2 separate regions of the Homo sapiens genome follow, and region 1 is linked to region 2. A link is a contact called in ENCODE Hi-C data. All regions are on one chromosome and are shown on one strand. The core of a region is the stretch at or near the end of the contact, and the rest is flanking DNA. Distances in the headings are between cores, read along the strand shown. Region 1 holds the start of CHRNA4 (cholinergic receptor nicotinic alpha 4 subunit). Region 2 overlaps COL20A1 (collagen type XX alpha 1 chain).

Evidence for each region. Hi-C counts contacts between places; a loop is a spot of excess contacts on that map. Pooled maps may share reads with other maps.
Region 1: a map of thyroid gland shows a loop between it and region 2 (2.3-fold over the local background). The contact joins the promoter of CHRNA4 here to the enhancer-like site in region 2. A Hi-C loop is called at or near these places in 7 of 168 maps with a recorded cell type or tissue (HepG2, heart right ventricle, left cardiac atrium and 4 more) and 2 of 50 pooled maps.

Annotation. Positions count from the first base shown.
Region 1 is chr20:63,356,226-63,364,129 of GRCh38, reverse strand. CHRNA4 (cholinergic receptor nicotinic alpha 4 subunit) reads left to right here and starts at 2,781. Exons shown (of 6, transcript NM_000744.7): 1 at 2,781-3,040; 2 at 4,431-4,582; 3 at 7,715-7,759. The coding sequence starts at 2,965. It overlaps LOC100130587 (a long non-coding RNA gene), which reads right to left and starts at 4,142. Exons shown (of 5, transcript NR_110634.1): 1 at 3,961-4,142; 2 at 2,189-2,312. RefSeq lists enhancers at 2,040-2,673, 7,451-7,904.
Region 2 is chr20:63,315,274-63,323,212 of GRCh38, reverse strand. It overlaps COL20A1 (collagen type XX alpha 1 chain), which reads right to left. Exons shown (of 36, transcript NM_020882.4): 20 at 7,774-7,809; 21 at 6,522-6,660; 22 at 4,013-4,155; 23 at 3,617-3,726; 24 at 3,016-3,174; 25 at 2,845-2,922; 26 at 2,114-2,200; 27 at 1,102-1,155. Among named protein-coding and RNA genes, the nearest start is that of COL20A1, 26 kb to the right of the region's middle. RefSeq lists an enhancer at 1,775-2,275. Within about 2 kb of position 1,730, at least 2 of the 41 ENCODE cell types and tissues checked have a DNase peak (open chromatin) inside an H3K27ac peak, as active enhancers do.

The DNA.
Region 1 (7,904 bases), core at 1,532-4,031, 40 kb before region 2:
ACGGCCTCTTCCCCTGCACCAACGGGGGACAAATTCCAGCCCCTGCCCCAGGCCAGGACACCAGGTTCGGGCTGAGCCCTGGCTGCGGTGGGGAACCCTGACCCTCCACATCAGCCCTGGGCCAAGTGGCTCTAAGCTGACATTTCTCCGGGCACTCTGGGGCCGCCTGCATCAGAGCTGCCAGCAATGGCTGGTGGAAGCCACAGATTTGGAGGCCTCACCCCAGACTGAACAGTCTCTGAGGGTGGAGCTCCAGAATCTGGAGTTAAACAAACGCCCCCACGCACGGCTGAGTGGACACCCGTGGCCCTTCAGGGATTCACCCAGCTCACCACACGCCCCCCGCTCTGCTGTGACCCCAGATAATCTCCACAGGAGGCCTCGATTTTAACAAGTCCAGGGGGAAACCATGAGCCCAAGTGCAGGAGCAGGGGTGTCCTCTTCCCAAAGAGGTCTTTGGTTTGCCACGGGAGGGTGAGGCACCCACGAGGGTGTGGAACCCACGAGTGGACATCACTTTATCAGCAGAAGAGCCCCGTTTCGGCCAGCTGCCAAGTCAGAGAAACGATAACCCCGTGTCACAGGGGCTCCAGCAGGGACCGCAGCACGGCTGGCCTCTCCACTCACAAAAGAATGTGGATTTGGCTCTGCCAATGGCATTTGCTCTGCGACACCACAGGCAGGGGCTTCTCACCAAGGTGGGGCCTGAACCAAAGGGCAGAGGCCAGTCTATACCATGCGGGAACCGCTGGCCTTGCCACCTCTCTGTCCCCTTCCTAAGCAGAGAGCCTCATGGGCTGTGCCGCAGGGAGCGGGGGTGGGGTTCTGTGAGTGGGTCAGAGGTCAGAGGTCAGCAGGCTGCCCTCACGGGGCCTCGGGGGACTTTGCTCTTCTCCCCTCCCTGTGTTTACCAGCTGCTTGCTCAGCCCAAATATCCATCCAGCTTGGAACCTTCTAGTTCCTGGCACAGAACTGGCCCATGGAGGGGCTTCATGTAGGCCAGAAGGACCAGGGTCTTGCACTGCCCAGGGGCTTGGGAAGAGCAAGGAGAGGAGGAGGAGGAGAGGGAATCCTTCCTTGGGGGACTTCAGTCTGCCTAGGGAAACAGGCCCTTGAAACCATCGAGGGTTGGATCTGCAGGGTGGTCTGAGGGAGAGCCGTCAGCAGGGTGGGTGGCAGACACCCATGGCTCCAGGAAAGAGTTCAGGAAAGTAGACCTGGGATCTCCCAGGAGGCTGTCCCAGTGAGGGCACGTCAGCCCAAAACTACATCTGAGGCCAGCAGGAGGCCGGGGTGCAGACCCTAAAGCCAGATGGCCTGGGTTGGAATCCCAGTACTGACTGTGAGCTTCGGCAAGTCGCTCGGCCTCTCCGCACCTGTGTTATCTCTTTGGTAACGTAGGGACAATTGAAGAGGCCACCTCAAGGGGGCCGTGGAAGTGCAGGGGGTCCCTGCATCCAGCTTGCTTGGACCAGCATGTGGGAAGGCCACAGAAGCAGGGCAGGTGTTGTCGCTGGACCAGGCAATTCAGGAGGGCAGTGTCGTCGTTGGACCAGCCACTGTGCAGCGGCTGTGTGTTCTGAAAGCTCTAATTGTAGGCACTGCCCACAGAGCGGACAGACAGCTCTGGCCAGTGAGGAAGAGCTCCTGCCCGTCCCAAAGCAGGTGTATGAGGAGCCATGAGCTCAACCTGGAACCAGAGGTGGGCAGGGAGGGGGGAGAGGGGTGGGCAGGAGCAGTGGCTGCTCAGGGAAGCTGGGGGGAGGAGGAGAAGGAAGGTAGGGGGTAGGGACAGGGGAGATGGGAGAGCGATGGGAGGGGCAGGAGCTGTAGGGCTCCAGAGGCCTGTGCTGGAGAGGGGGTTGCTGCAGGGAACTCCTGACGGAGCCCCCTCGCCCGACCAGCAGCCTTGCAGCCTTGGAGGGAGGGGCGTGAATGCGGAGGGTCACCGGACCTCTCCAGCCCCTTCTGCTCTGCCTTCCATTACCGACGACGGAAATCTCCGTTTTCGGGGGCTGTGTCCCAGCTGCAGAGCCTGAGGCTGGGCCAGGGGCGCGGCTACAGGGATGGCCGGGTCTGATGTTTCTGCAGAGCCTCGCCCTCTCCTCCTGCACACGAGATTCAGCCGCACAAGGCGCCCCTCCTCCAACGCACCTGCTGCTCTGTGGGCGGCCACCTCGGCACCCACCTGAGGGCGGGGCCCCTCCCTGGGGACCGTGCGCCTGGGCTCCCCTCTGGACGCCTCTTGGGTCTCTGCGGAGGTACCAGGGAAGGCGGGGGCTGCAGGCGGACAGAGAGTCCTGAACGGCTCGCTGGGGAACAAGACCAGAGACGCGATTTTCAGGCTGCAGACACCGGCTGGCGCGATGGAGTAACCCAGATGTGCTAGGGGTGCCCCTCCTTGCGCCGGATCCCCTAGATGTGCCCCCCACCCCTGCAGGCAGGGAGCGGGCGCCCAGGCTGGAGATGTGGGGAGGGAGGTCAGACTGACTCCGGGACCCCCCAGTCGCACTCAGTGACCCCGGGGTCCCCGTCCCCGGCTCAGGCACGTCTCGAACCCCAGGAGAACAAGGAAACTTTACCCCCGCCCGGGGCCCAGCGCAGCCTCCCCGTCCCCCTGGGCGCGCGGTCCATCCCTGCTCATTCTCCCTGGCCCTTGCTCCCTCCTCCCTTTTCACTCTCCGTTCCCTCCCCCTCCCCTGCTCCCCCTCCTCCCCCCTCCCCTGCTCCCCCTCCCAGCCGGCTGAGGCGGGCAGGGCCGGGCGGGGCCGCGCCACGGAGCCCACAGCCCGGCGCTCCCTGCCGCGCCGCCGCCGCACCGCGCCCCACAGGAGAAGACGAACCGGGCCCGGCGGCCGAAGCGGCCCGCGAGGCGCGGGAGGCATGAAGTTGGGCGCGCACGGGCCTCGAAGCGGCGGGGAGCCGGGAGCCGCCCGCATCTAGAGCCCGCGAGGTGCGTGCGCCATGGAGCTAGGGGGCCCCGGAGCGCCGCGGCTGCTGCCGCCGCTGCTGCTGCTTCTGGGGACCGGCCTCCTGCGCGGTAAGTTACGGGGCGCGGGATGGGCCCCCTTTCGCCCGCGTTCGGATGGCCTGGGACCCCCAGAGCCAGAGGGAGGCAGGCTCCTGACTGCGGTCCCAAGCCGCGGGTGCGCGCGACTGGGCGACCGCGAGGCTCCCCATCCCCAGCCGCACAGGCTGCGCTCGCACCCGGGCTGAGCCAGGCGAGGAGGGAGTTGACCGCCGGCGAATGCGGAGGGCTGGGAAAGGGGCTTTCCGCGGGGTGTGGGGGGTTCCGCTGCTATTTCAGGGCTGGCCCCAAAAGCTCGAACTTGAGCAGAGGTGGGGCCACCTTCGCCCTTCCCCCATCCATCCAGCTAAATTTCCCTGAAGACCCCCATGCCTGCTTCCTCCGGTTTAGGGGATCAGAGGGGTGGCCTCTGCCCTTGGCGGCCGCCACCCACCTTTTCTGCAGGAAGGACAAGGTCGCGGGTGGGGACTCTGGGCTGGGAGTCAAGGCTCCCAGGGGTGTAGAACTGACCCCTCCCCCTCCCCGAGTCCTGTCTGCGCTCTCAGGCCAGCGGGACCCACCAGGGAGGTGGAGGTCTCCCCCTCCGCCCAGACCCGCCCCTTATGGCAGCGCCCAGGACAGGCGGGGAATGCCTCAGATCCTGGGGCCCCGGACCTGGAGCACAGATGGACCTAGGGCTGTGCTCCTCCAGAGCGACTCATCAGGGGCGTTCTGGGTCTGCCCAACAGCACGGGCAGGCTGGGGTGCGGAGGGGGCTGGCACCTCGTTGGGGTCTGCATCTGAAACACTCCTCGGGCATCAGGGGATTGATGAACCAGGGGAGGTTCCGTAGGAAGCGGGCGCTTGTGGGGGCCCGATCCTCCTTCCCCTTCCTCCCTCTTCCTGCCTGGGCTGGCCCCGCTGCCCTGTACTCCCTCCTTTGCTGCTGTTACCCCCGAGTGTCCTCTGACTCGCCAGCTGCTAGAGACACAGCCCTTCCCTGGAAGTCAGTGTGACAGGAGACCCAAAGCAGTCCTCGGCCCATCCGCCGCCTGGTTTTGTGGTGCGGTCAAGGTGCTGGGAAGGCCTCCGTGGGCTGAGGGGCCTGGGAAGCTTCCCCGAGGAAATCACAATTACACCCAGGGGTGGGAGAGAGCCGGAGGCCAAGAGAGGTCAGCGCACGCCACGCCCGGCACACACACACACACACACACACACACACACAGCACACGCCCGGCACACACACACACACAGAGCGCACGCCCGGCACACACACAGGTCCTGGGGTGGGAAGGGCTCATGTGAGGAGCTGAAAGGAAGTGGACGTGCTGGGCAGGGGGCTGGGGCAGCCTGGAGAGCTCCTGGACAGCTCCCGGCTCCTGTCCCGCCTGCACCTGAGCCACTGGCCTGCCTCTCCCCGCAGCCAGCAGCCATGTGGAGACCCGGGCCCACGCCGAGGAGCGGCTCCTGAAGAAACTCTTCTCCGGTTACAACAAGTGGTCCCGACCCGTGGCCAACATCTCGGACGTGGTCCTCGTCCGCTTCGGCCTGTCCATCGCTCAGCTCATTGACGTGGTAGGTGAGGGCGTGGCCATCGTGCACTGTGACTGAGGTCGCCCTGCAAGGAGCACAGGGGTCTGGGTGGGCAGAGGGGACACAGCCATCAACACTCCCCGTGGCTGTGAGTGTCCGGCCCGGGCTGGTACGTCAGAACGACAGCCACCAGCTCTGCCCCGCCTGAGCCCCAGCCAAGGGTTGATTCAGAGCGTCCCAGCCAGGCCCTGCCCTTTCCTCCCCCTTGACGTGGGAACACTCCAAGTGGCCAGGTTCTCAGTACAGAGCCCAGGCACCTTCGGAAGCAAAGAACAGCAAAGGCCTTGCTTGGGGGTGGCGGGGCACGCTGTGACCTCGGAGCAACAGGGACAACCGGCCGGGGCAGGGGCCGGGGCAGGAGCAGGCACTGTGGTGTCCCGGCAGCACCCCAACCTTAGCTGGCCCCAGAGGCCCCTCACCCACAGATCTGGAATGTGGGGTTTGGGGGAGTCTTGGGCGAAGTCTGTTTGTCTGAAGATATGTTCTTTCTGGTGGGGGGCCCAAGAAGGCTGCTGGGAGGAAGCCTACTGGTCCAGCCAGGCCCCTGCAGCGTGGGCCAGTGCACATGGAGCCCCAAGGCAGGATAGGAACCAGGAGGCTTCGAGGCTGAGAGAACTGAGCTGCGGGAGGCTCGGCCTTGTGCTCGGTTGAGATGCTTGGTTACCTACCCAGGCCTGAGCCAGACTGTCTGGGGGTCTCGGCGGCCCTGGAGGGGCCGGGTAAGGGGCAGCAGAGACATTTCCACGTTTCCCAGCCAGGCTCAGCCACTCCAAATGGGGTGAGACCATCCCTCAGGGTACCTGGCTGGGTGGGGGTGCATAGCCTGGGGGCTGCCACCATGGAGGAGGGCAGGTTGGGCAGGCCATGGTCTCTGGGAGCTGGCCCACTTGCGAGTGGGCAGCCAATGGCCAGCTGAGCTGCAGGGGCTCGTCTTCCACACTGAAGTCCGCCAGCTCCAGCCCTGCTGCCAAATCCCAGCTCGCTGGTCCAGGGAGGGCACCCCCACATGGGGAGGCATTTGTATGCTGTAGAGGCCCAGCCCACACCTTGCCAGGATGCCAAGCCTGGGTCTGCCGCTGAGGGAGGAGCCACCGGGTTGCGGGAGAATTTCCTCTCTTTGGGAGGCTGGTGCCGTGCGTGTTGGGTAACCCTGGGCCTGGGGCCTGTGAAACGGGGTGAGAGCTGCTTCACTATCCCAGGCTGAGTGGGCCACACCCCAGGGGCTTTTGGGAGGTGTGGGGAGCTGCAGCCACATTCCCGCGGACAGGCTGCTCAGTGGTGGCAGTTGCCCATGCAGGGCAGCGCATGGAGACTCCAGTCAGCCAGCCCCGTCCAGGGTTGGCCACCCAGACCTCCAGCCTCAGTGTCCTGGAGCTGCCCTTGAGTGGCTCCTGTGGAGTGTCCCTGGCGGAGGCCCAGCCAGAAGACAATGCGGGTTGCACAGGCTTGGCAAGCCTGCTGAGGTTTGCAAACACGGCTGCAAAGTGATAGCTGGCAGAGGCGGCCGCTGGCAGCTGCCCAAGGCTCTGGGTCTGCCACCCCCCACCTGGCTGCCTACCTGAGCTTCTCAGGGCTCAATCCATGGCTCCCTACGCCACCACAGAGTCCCCAGTTTGCCCAGGAGACATTGAGGCCTGGAGCACACCCAGAACCAAGACTCCCAGAGCTGCCCACCCCTCTCTCCACCCTGCAGCCGACTAAGGACTTACACGAACATGCACACGTGGGTGCTGACGCTCCTGGGTGCCCAAGGCCGAGGGCCACGTGTGCACGGAAGGGGCTGCCTGATGCTCCTGGGTGCTGGCCTAAGGCTGAGGACCACGTGTATGTGGAAGGGGCTGCCTTGTGTCTGGCCCACTCTGCCCGTCCCACCAGGGGCTGGGGATTCACCTGTGCCCCCTTTGCGGGCTCGGATACTTGTTATAGGTGCCATCACCAGGGTCTGTCCTGGAGGGGAGGGCTTGTGAGCTGCACGTGTGAGCTCAGGCCCCAGGACTGGCTGCAGAGGAGGGTCTGGAAGACCCAGTGCTTTTCCAACCAGCCCAGGCCAGTGCTGAGTGGTGGTGAAATGTGCAGTGTTGACCTGCCCTCCAGCTTCAAGGGCGACTGAGAATGACGGCTGCAAGGGGGTAGGGCACGACACTGGGCAGGAGGGCCAGGCCTGGCCACGTGAAGCTGGTTCTGAGGACCCTGGAGCTTCCTCAGACACACGGGATGAGGTCCTGAGGGGATGAGGTCCTGTGGGGAGATATGGCCCTGCACGGAGACATGGTCTGTGGGGACGTGGTCTGTGGGACGTGGTCCTGTGGGGACATGGTCAGTGGAGATGTGGTCCTGTGGGTTGTGGTCCTGTGGGAATGTGGTCCTGTGGAGACGTGGTCCTGTGGGGACACGGTCCGTGGAGACGTGGTCCTGTGGGAATGTGGTCCTGTGGGGATGTGGTTCTGTGGGGACGTGGTCCGTGGAGATGTGGTCCTGTGGGTTGTGGTCCTGTGGGGACGTGGTTCTGTGGGGATGTGGTCCATGGAGATGTGGTCGGTGGGGACGTGGTCCTGTGGGGATGTGGAAGGAGGTGGGTGGGGTGGGTCGGAAGGGGCTGGGGTGAGTGGCCCAGCTGCACACAGTGACCTTGAGTGACAGGTCCCACCTGCTCAGGTCATGAGGCACAGTCCTGGAGGGGCCACCCTGGCCAGCAGTGGAACCCACTTATGTGCCAGGGGCAGCTTTGCTGGCTGTGTGTGCCCACATGGGGGCCTTGTCTGCAGAGGGGCTGCCCCCAAGGGCCGGGAGGGAGCAAGGCAGGTGGGCAGAAGGAGGCTCCCCATGCCCGCCACACCTGTCCTTAGCTGGGGAAGCCTGTGAGGCCGCCGACTCCTCTCCAGTTTCCTGCTGGAGATGTTTGTGGCCTTGTCCCCACATCCCTAGGTCCCCTCAGAGTCCCCATCCTGGGCTCGGCTGCCTCCAGGGACGGGGCACTCACCCCCTCCACAGGTCGCCCGTCCACCATATCTTGCCCTGGCCGTGTCCTTGTGCCAGTGGCTGTAGATGAGGAAACCTAGGGCCAGAGAAAGACACCAAGGGGTCACTGGCCCCCTTCCTCTCTCGGTGCCCTAGGATGAGAAGAACCAGATGATGACCACGAACGTATGGGTGAAGCAGGTGAGTGGGAGGGCACTGCCCTGCCCCACCCCTGCCCTCCCCCACACCCCTCACCCTGCTGCCCTGTCCTGGCCCTGCCCCACCCTGGCCCTGCCCCACCCCTGCCCTCCCTCACACCCCTCACCCTGCTGCCCCACCCTGGCCC
Region 2 (7,939 bases), core at 481-2,980:
AAAGAACGGTGGAGAAGAAGTCAGAGGACATCTCCAGCAAGAAAATATTGGCAACTTTCAAAGGGCATTCACGCTGCTTGGAAGAGAAATGCATTTTCATCTATCAGACGCGGCTCCCAAAGCAGCCAGGAATGCAAGATGGGGGTGGGAGGTCACCGCTGGCTCGTCGCGGGGGAGCGCCTCGCACGGCTCTGCCGGGCCAGTGTGGGGACATCCACCCCAAAGCACAGGGGCGTGTGCCCTTCCACCCAGCGACTGTCCTAGGGACTCTGTGCCTGAGATGTGCTCTGAGGCTCCAGCACAACCGCAGACAAAGGGAATATGGCAGCGCAGGTGCAAAAGGACAGCCCCGCCAGAGCCAGGCGCACGTCTTTGCTCACGGGGATGTGGAACTCGCTGGAAGGCTGCCGGGGGAGAGGTGGGTGTCGGGGTCGGGAGGAGGGCGGCCTTGCTGCATGCCGACCACGCCTTCGGCATCTGTGTCACGCTTGTGCAGTACCGTGGTTTAGGTAAATGTTTAGAATCGAGCCTGGAGGGCGGCCCTTTGGCGCCTGGGGTGGGGGGCTGCTGCCATCGCTGGGCGCGCTGTCTTCAACATCCCTCTCCGCAGAACCAGAACCTCCGCCCCCGAAACACCTCCCTGCACGCCGCGCATGCGCTGAGCCTAGAGACATCTGAAAATACTCTGTGGGCCTAAGCTCCTGGGCCCAGCCCGGCACACAGAAGGCATCTGGCTCATGCCTGCCCCATGGAAATCAAGGGCGGCCTTCAGGGCCAATAGGACAGGTGGCCTCACCTCCCCAAGCCTCAGATTCCCCTGCTGGGCCATGGGGTTCATCCTCCCTATCTGGGTGAAAAGGGGACTTGCACCATAACCAGGCCTGGGCCAGGCGCCCTGCAGGCACATGGGGGAGGCCAGCCTAAACCCCCTGGACTCCTGGGGTGCTGGGGTCCCTGCCTGTCTGCAGCTTGGGGAGACCCCACCCTGCCTAGGGAAGCTGCGTGCAGCTCCCTGCACTCTCAGGAATGCACTGGGAGGGGTGTTCTCTTCTGGTAGGTACGATCCAGGCCCCTCACCTCCCAGGGCTCCCCAAAACTTACCCTGGGCCCTGGGAAGCCCTGCTCTCCTGGGGTGCCATTCCTCCCAGGGAGGCCCTGCAGAGGCACAAACAGGGCTAAGCCCCCAGAACTACCCAACCAAGGTAGAGGAGCAAAGACCAGCCCCTGAGCCCCATGCCTGGCCCACCCTGAGCCCCATGCCCCACCCAGCCCCAGACTGTCCACTGCTGTCAAGGGGAAGAGAAGGGGTTTCCAGGGCAAGGACGCACTAGCCCATCCTTCCCTCTCATAGTCAGGCAGTTCTGGGTTCAAACCCCGGCCCCCTGAGTAGACAAGGCTGTGGACACTGAGCTCAGAGAGAGTGTGCTTGACCGGTCCCAGAGCCAGCTCTGGAAGCCCCAGCCGTCACCTGTGGGGCGCTGGAACCTTGGGGTGAGCAGAGGCAGCTGCAGCCATGGCAGGTCCAAGGACCTCTCAGGACCCACCCCATGGCAGGGGTCCAGGCCTGGAGGGCCGCCTCCCTGAGGCCTGGGTAGAGGGCCCGTATAGCTCCTGCTGCAGGTGAGCTAGGCTGCCAGCACCCAGGACAGTGGCCGTCCAAGTGGCTGTGACTCACAGCCGGCCCACGTCACACCCTGTGGCCACAGCACAGTTCTGGATCCCAGTTGCGCCTGGATCCGTCCCAAGCCTCACACTTCAGAAACACTGGATTCCACGCCAGAGGAGGGTTCGTGGGGGAGGCCCAGCCTGGGGGAAGGAAGGAGCTGCGCCTGGCCCCCCTTCCCAACCCTGACAGTGAGAATCACTGGATTCCGCACTAGAGGAGGGTTCGCAGGGGAGGCCCAGCCTGGGGGAAGGAAGGGGCTGGGCCAGGCCTCTGTCTCCTGGCCCAGGGCGGGCACAGCAGGGAAGAGGCTCATGAAATACATCCCAACTCTGCGGCAGGACGGGGGCATGGACCGGGGCGGGAGGGCCTGGGTTACACATCCACCAGTGGCAGCAATACATTGGCCAGTGTTCCCTGGTCACCCCAAGGAGACGCCACTGGACTCACTGGGGGTCCTTGAGGTCCTGGGGGCCCAGGGGTCTCTGAGGAACAGGAACAGGCAGACACGAAGGCGGGGCAGGTCTCTCCATCCCTCTGGAAGAAGAGAGACCCTGCCCATTAGAGAGACCCTCTCCCTGGCTCTTGCCTGACCCTAGAGCTGAGATTAGCCAATGACACCTGGGCTCCAGGGAGACTTCCAGACCCGCACCTGGGAGGCAGGGGCGAAGGTCAGGGGCCCAAGTGCATAGTGGGCAGGTCCAGGACTCAGGCCACTGAGCCCCTGTGTGTCCAGCCGGCCCTGGGTTCCCACCCTGCCACGCTGTCCGCATGAGCCCCAGGACAGAATGGTGCCTTCTCCCTCCCTCTCTCCCGTCTGGGCCCCCAGTATGGCCAAGCCCAGCACAGGGTATACAGAGGAGTCACTGAGGATGAGAGGGGCTCTCTGGCCTGGCCACGTGCCCCTTCCTGACTCATCTGCACCTGGCTGGGCCCACAGAGGTGGGCATGGCCCTGAGTGCAGCCAGGGGTTCCCAGCCTGCCCCAGGGCCTCCAGGACTCTCTGTCCAGCCCCTCTGGGCTCATCCACTGGCCCTGAGGCTGCCTCCTCTGAAAGCCTTCCCTGATCTCTCCCAGCACGGTGACAATCTGGACAGGCCAACTGACCCCAGGCACTGTGACCCTCAGTGGGCACTTGCCCTAACTTGCTTCGTGGAACAGGGGCAAGGGACGGGGCACACCGAGGCAGGGAGCTCACAGCACCGGTCCTCATCGGCCCAGGTGTCACTGCACACGATCTGCAGCATCTGGAGCTGAAACTGCAACGCAGGGGAGCCGGCTCAGCCCCGGGGCTCAGAGAGGCTGCCAGCCCCCACCAGCGTGGCCCAGCAGGTGGGCAGGGCCCAACTCACCGCGGCCGAACTGCTCCGGGGGCCCCTGGCCTTGGCCAGCCTCCCCAGCGTGACGAAGCCCGCAGCGGGTGGGCTGCCCATCTCCCCAAGGGGCCGCTCAGCCACCTTCCGGCAGTCCACATAGAGCCTGACCTTGGAGCGGCCCACAGCCACGTGCACCTGTGAGACGGCACGGGAGGTTCTCCACAGCCCAGGCGGGGCCGGTGCCCACCTGAGCCCCCAAGGCCAGGCCAGGGCTGGGGAGTAACACCCATCCCTGGGACCTGGGGTCAGGAACCTGACCTCACCTCAGGTTTCGGGGGACCCTGGGAGAACCCCCCCTTGCTGGGCCTCGGCTTCCCCTCTGTAAAATGGACCAAATGGCACCTGCTGCAGGAGCCTCCCGGGGTCTGTGGGTCCCAAAGAGATGGGCTGGGAGGCTCTTCAACTCCAATTAAGATGGAAGAGCTGGGGTAGAGGAACAGAGCCCCAGGTCAATGTTCCCTCCCAAGGAAGGTCCTGCTCTCCTAGGGAGAGGAGTTGGCATCCGGCAGGTCCCTGTGGGGCTGGGCTGCCCCAGAGCTGGGGGAACGGGGGAGAGGGGCGCGAGCTGCACCAGGACCTTGTGGAAGCTCCCGAAGAAAATCTTCCTCACTTCCTGCGGGTCGAAGGTGGCCTCCTGCAAGGCAGCCCTGGGGTCACGGTGGAAGTAGGTCAGGGACTTCTTCCCGGCTGCCAGGGAAGGGGTGGAGCAGGTGAGAACGGGCTGCAACCAGCCGGGCCTATACCTTGAGCAGGGCGGCCCCCACGACAGGACAGGAGCAGCCCTGAGGGTGCCAAGCTGGAGGTGACCCTCAATGTGGCCCACAGCCCCCTGCCCGGGACACCTGCCTCCCACCCAGAGGGTGCTGAGGGCCTGGCCTGGAGGCTGGACTTCCTCTGAAGGCCTCCCAGGGCTCTGGGGCCTCCCTGCCCCTACTCCTCCTGACTGCTGGGGGCGACGCGGGGCCCACGTCACCATCCAGCAGAACCCCAAGGAGGGGCTGGAAGTCCTCGGCTGTCATCTGCCACAGCGCGAAGGCCTCACGGGGTGTCTCGGGAAGTAGGCGCACAAGGAAGACGATGGTGTGCTCTGGAGGTAGGGGGGCTGGGTAGACGTCACTGTGGGGGTTGGGGGAGGGAGAGGCACATGAGCAGACCCAAGGGCAGCCAAACCTGGCAGAACGATCCGCTCGCCCAGCCCCAGCCCCAGTGCCAGTCCCTGAGGCTGCTCTGAGGGTCATGGTGGACCCCTGCACCCGCACACCCTTCCCAGCTGTAGACTGAGCGTGGAGGCCGCTGGCTCCCTAGGAGCCCAGACTGGTGGTTCCACAGAGCTGAGGGTCTATGAGGCCACACTGGGGCCTCCCTGCCTTGGTTTCCCCATGAGTAACATGGGGTACATAAAGGACAGAATCCCTCCCATTGAATGAGGAGGATTCAACAGAAGTACTTGGAGGCGCCAGGCCCAGGGCCATCCCAGGTCACATCCCAGATGACCCCAGCAAGGGCTCACCAAGACCCGTGCTCCCGGGGCCCGTGAGGGTGAGGGGTGCCGGCCCAGGACACCCCACAGGGGAGTCTCAGGATCACTACTGAAAGGCAGCTCTGCTCTCGGGAGCAGCTCCCCCGACTCACACTCATTGGCACCGCCCAGTGGGTCCTGGCCAGTGCCCAGCCAGACACCCTGAGGGGTGGGACCAGGGTCTTGGTCCCCTAATGTTCCAGGAAGCAGGGTCTCGGGCCTCTGATAGAATCGGGGTCCAGGGAGCAGGGTCTCGGGCCCCTGATAGAATTGGGGTCCCAATGGCCGTAGCCTCCTATCTGTCTTCCATTCACTCTTAGGATGCCCAGCCACCTTCCTGCCATCCCGAGAGCAGACTGGTCTGGGGCCTGGGCACCTGTGATGCCACCTCAGGAGCCTCCCGACCCCACACAGCAGGAGCCCTCCTCTTTTGGTGTGGCAACCCTCACGGGGGTCCACCCTGGGTGGCCGCACCTGGAGAACCATCTGCCCCCACTTCTCAGGCTGTGAGCTCTGGAAGGGCAAACAGGCATGGGAAGTGCCTGCTCATGCCACAAGGCTGGGAGGAGCCCTCATTTGAGAACAGGGACTCATGGAAACAGCCACCCTGTGGAGGCTGCCTGGTCCCAGGAGGGTTTGCTTGAGAGCAGAGAGGTTGGGGAGGCACCCAGGAGGCCTTGAAGCTGCCTCGGGCTGCAGGCGATCAGAGCTCCCACCTCACCCACCCGTAAGAACACCCAGCTCAGTACGTGCACCTGAGGCCACCGAGGAAGAGGAGAGGGGGGCGGGGGGCGTCTACACCACCTGAGGCCATGGAGGAAGAGGGCTCTGCAGCCTGCTGCCCAGAGAGGAGGGCAGAGGGCAACTATACCACCCTGAAGAGAAACTGCCATGGGGGCGGAGCACAGGGGGCATGTGCAGCAAGACTGGGGGGAGGGAGAGGATGGTGAGGGAAGCCGGGGAACAGTCATCGAGTTCAGCCACGAAGACACCGTGGTGACCAGGGGGCCAGGGCCGAGCATAGCACATGGGCCGGCGGCTGTGTGGGGACAAAACAGGCTGGGAGAGACATTCCTAAGCCCCAACAGTGCTAGGTGAGCTTTTAAATATATATATTTCTATAATTTTAAAATCTCTGTTACAGAATATAACTCTCCTTTGTAACTTCTTTTTTTTTTTTTTTTTTTTTAAGGGACGGAGTATTGCTCTGGTGCCCAGGCTGGACTACAGTGGCACAATCCTGGCTCACTGCAGCCTCCGTCTCCTGAGACAGACATGCTCCCACCTCAGCCTCCCGAGTAGCTGGGAATACAGGTGCCTGCCACCGCACCCAGCTAAGTTTGTTTGTTTATTTGTAGAGATGGGGTCTTGCTGCATTGTCCAGGCTGGTTTCAACCTCCTGGACTTAGCCTCCCCAGTAGCTGGGACTGCAGGTGTGCACCACCACACCTGGCTTCCGCCTTTATCATCAACCATTTTAACTTAAACTGTCATGCAGCTTATATCACAGTTCAGGGTCACGATGAACAACTGTTCTCTGTAAATAAGGGAGGGTGGTCATGAGATATCAGGAATTGTCCCAAATCTCATGCAAAGCTATTTGAGTGATCGCTTCCTCTAAATCCGGCTACTGGCAGTTTGGCCCATCGCCTCAGGTCAGTCTGGGGCTCCTGCGTGTTTGATCAGCCCTCAGCTCACATGGGAAATAGATCCATACTTGGTTGCCAAAATATGCCAAGGGGCTGGCCTCACTCTGCCCATGGAGATTTTATTAATTTGTAAAATGTGAATTTCTGAAGTGTGAGTACTGGGGTGAGTCAGCCGTTTGCTGACATAGCAGCGCTGCCCTGTCCCACAGCCTCCAGGAGGTCTCCGGCCCATGCCCGCCCCCCCACCATGTCCTCCTAATCTTCAGCGGCCCCAGCCTGGGCTTCCAGCTCCACCCCAGCCCTTGCCCTCACACCTGACCCGTCTTGTCAGCTGGGCGTCCTTGAAGAGCGTGAAGGTCGGGGTCCCACCGAAGGCAGAGGGCTCCATGGCCACGCCCCGGATGGACGCATAAGCCTTTTCCACCAGGCTGAAGGCCACCATCAGGTCAAACCCTGGGGAAGATGGTGGGGGAAGGGGCACCGAGGGACCCTCAGAGATGGCAGGGGAGGGAGGAAGGGGCAGGAGCGGGGACTCAAGAGGGACCCAGGGGCTGCAGTGCGGTGGGAGGGAGGGGTGACGGAGCGGCGTGGGTGGGAAGTCAGCACAGGGGCTGGGGGGTGGGCAGGGGTCTGCTTCAGGCCCTGGGCTGGGCATCGCCCCCCACCCCTCCCCAGGGGAATCCAACACACTGGGAGGGGCCGCTCCCCAGGCCACCATGGTAAATCACTGGGCCAAATGCCCAGCTTCGGAGACCCAGAGATGGACAAGGTGGACGCCCAGCCCCCGATCATGAGCCCCAACTCCCACCTCTCGCCCCTGCCCCCCAGCAAGCCCACTGCACCGCGTCCCCCGCCCGCCCAGGGTCGTTTTCCCTCTGAGGAAGACTCTGTCAGTGAGTTCCCCTTTGCTGGCACACAGCGTGGCCAGCTCGCTCCATCCACCCTGCCTGGGGGCCTGCGATGACCCCATTCCCTGGCGAGCCCCACCGCGCAGAGCCGCAGGTGCCAGCCACCACCCTCGAAGCCCCAGCTCCTTTCCAGCACTAATTGGTACAAAGTGAAGGGCGAAATCCCATTCACACTGCAGCTTATCAGCGCTGCCAGCAGGCACCGGGCAGGAGGCGGCAGAGGCCGCAGCCCCTTCCAAGGCCTGTTTCAAGTAGGCAGTCCCTGCCTTCCCACCATCTCCACCTCTCAGCCCCTCTCTGGGGAGGGCCTCACTCTCAGGCAACTCGAATGAGAACCCCGGGCTCAGCACTTGAAACCCCCAGCTCCAGTCAGCAGAGACCCTGGAATGGGGCTGGAAAGGACCCAGCGCCCCCAGCGCTGCCTGGGCTCTGCCGGTTCCTGGCCCTGACCTTACATAACCTTCGGCTCCCTCAGTGAGAAGCAGGAATAACCACCGCCCAGCCAGCCACAGGGACGTCTGTGGAGGCACAAACCCGCCCAAACATCCTCCAACTGCACCACCACTGGGTCCCAGGTCACGACACCCTTGGCCCCCACGCCCAGGAAGAGCCCGAGAGACTGTGGGTGGGCAGGCAGGGGAGGGCATGCAGGACCCACCTGGGAGGGAGCCGTCAGGGCGGAGGGCTGGGCAGGCTGCTGAGAGGAGACAGGGTCAGTGTGAGTGGGAGCGGCCCAGCCTCCAACGCCTGACAGACCGCTGGGGAGGGGCCACTTCATGGACGATGCCCCAGCCTGTGCTCCATCTGTATAGGTGGGACTGTGC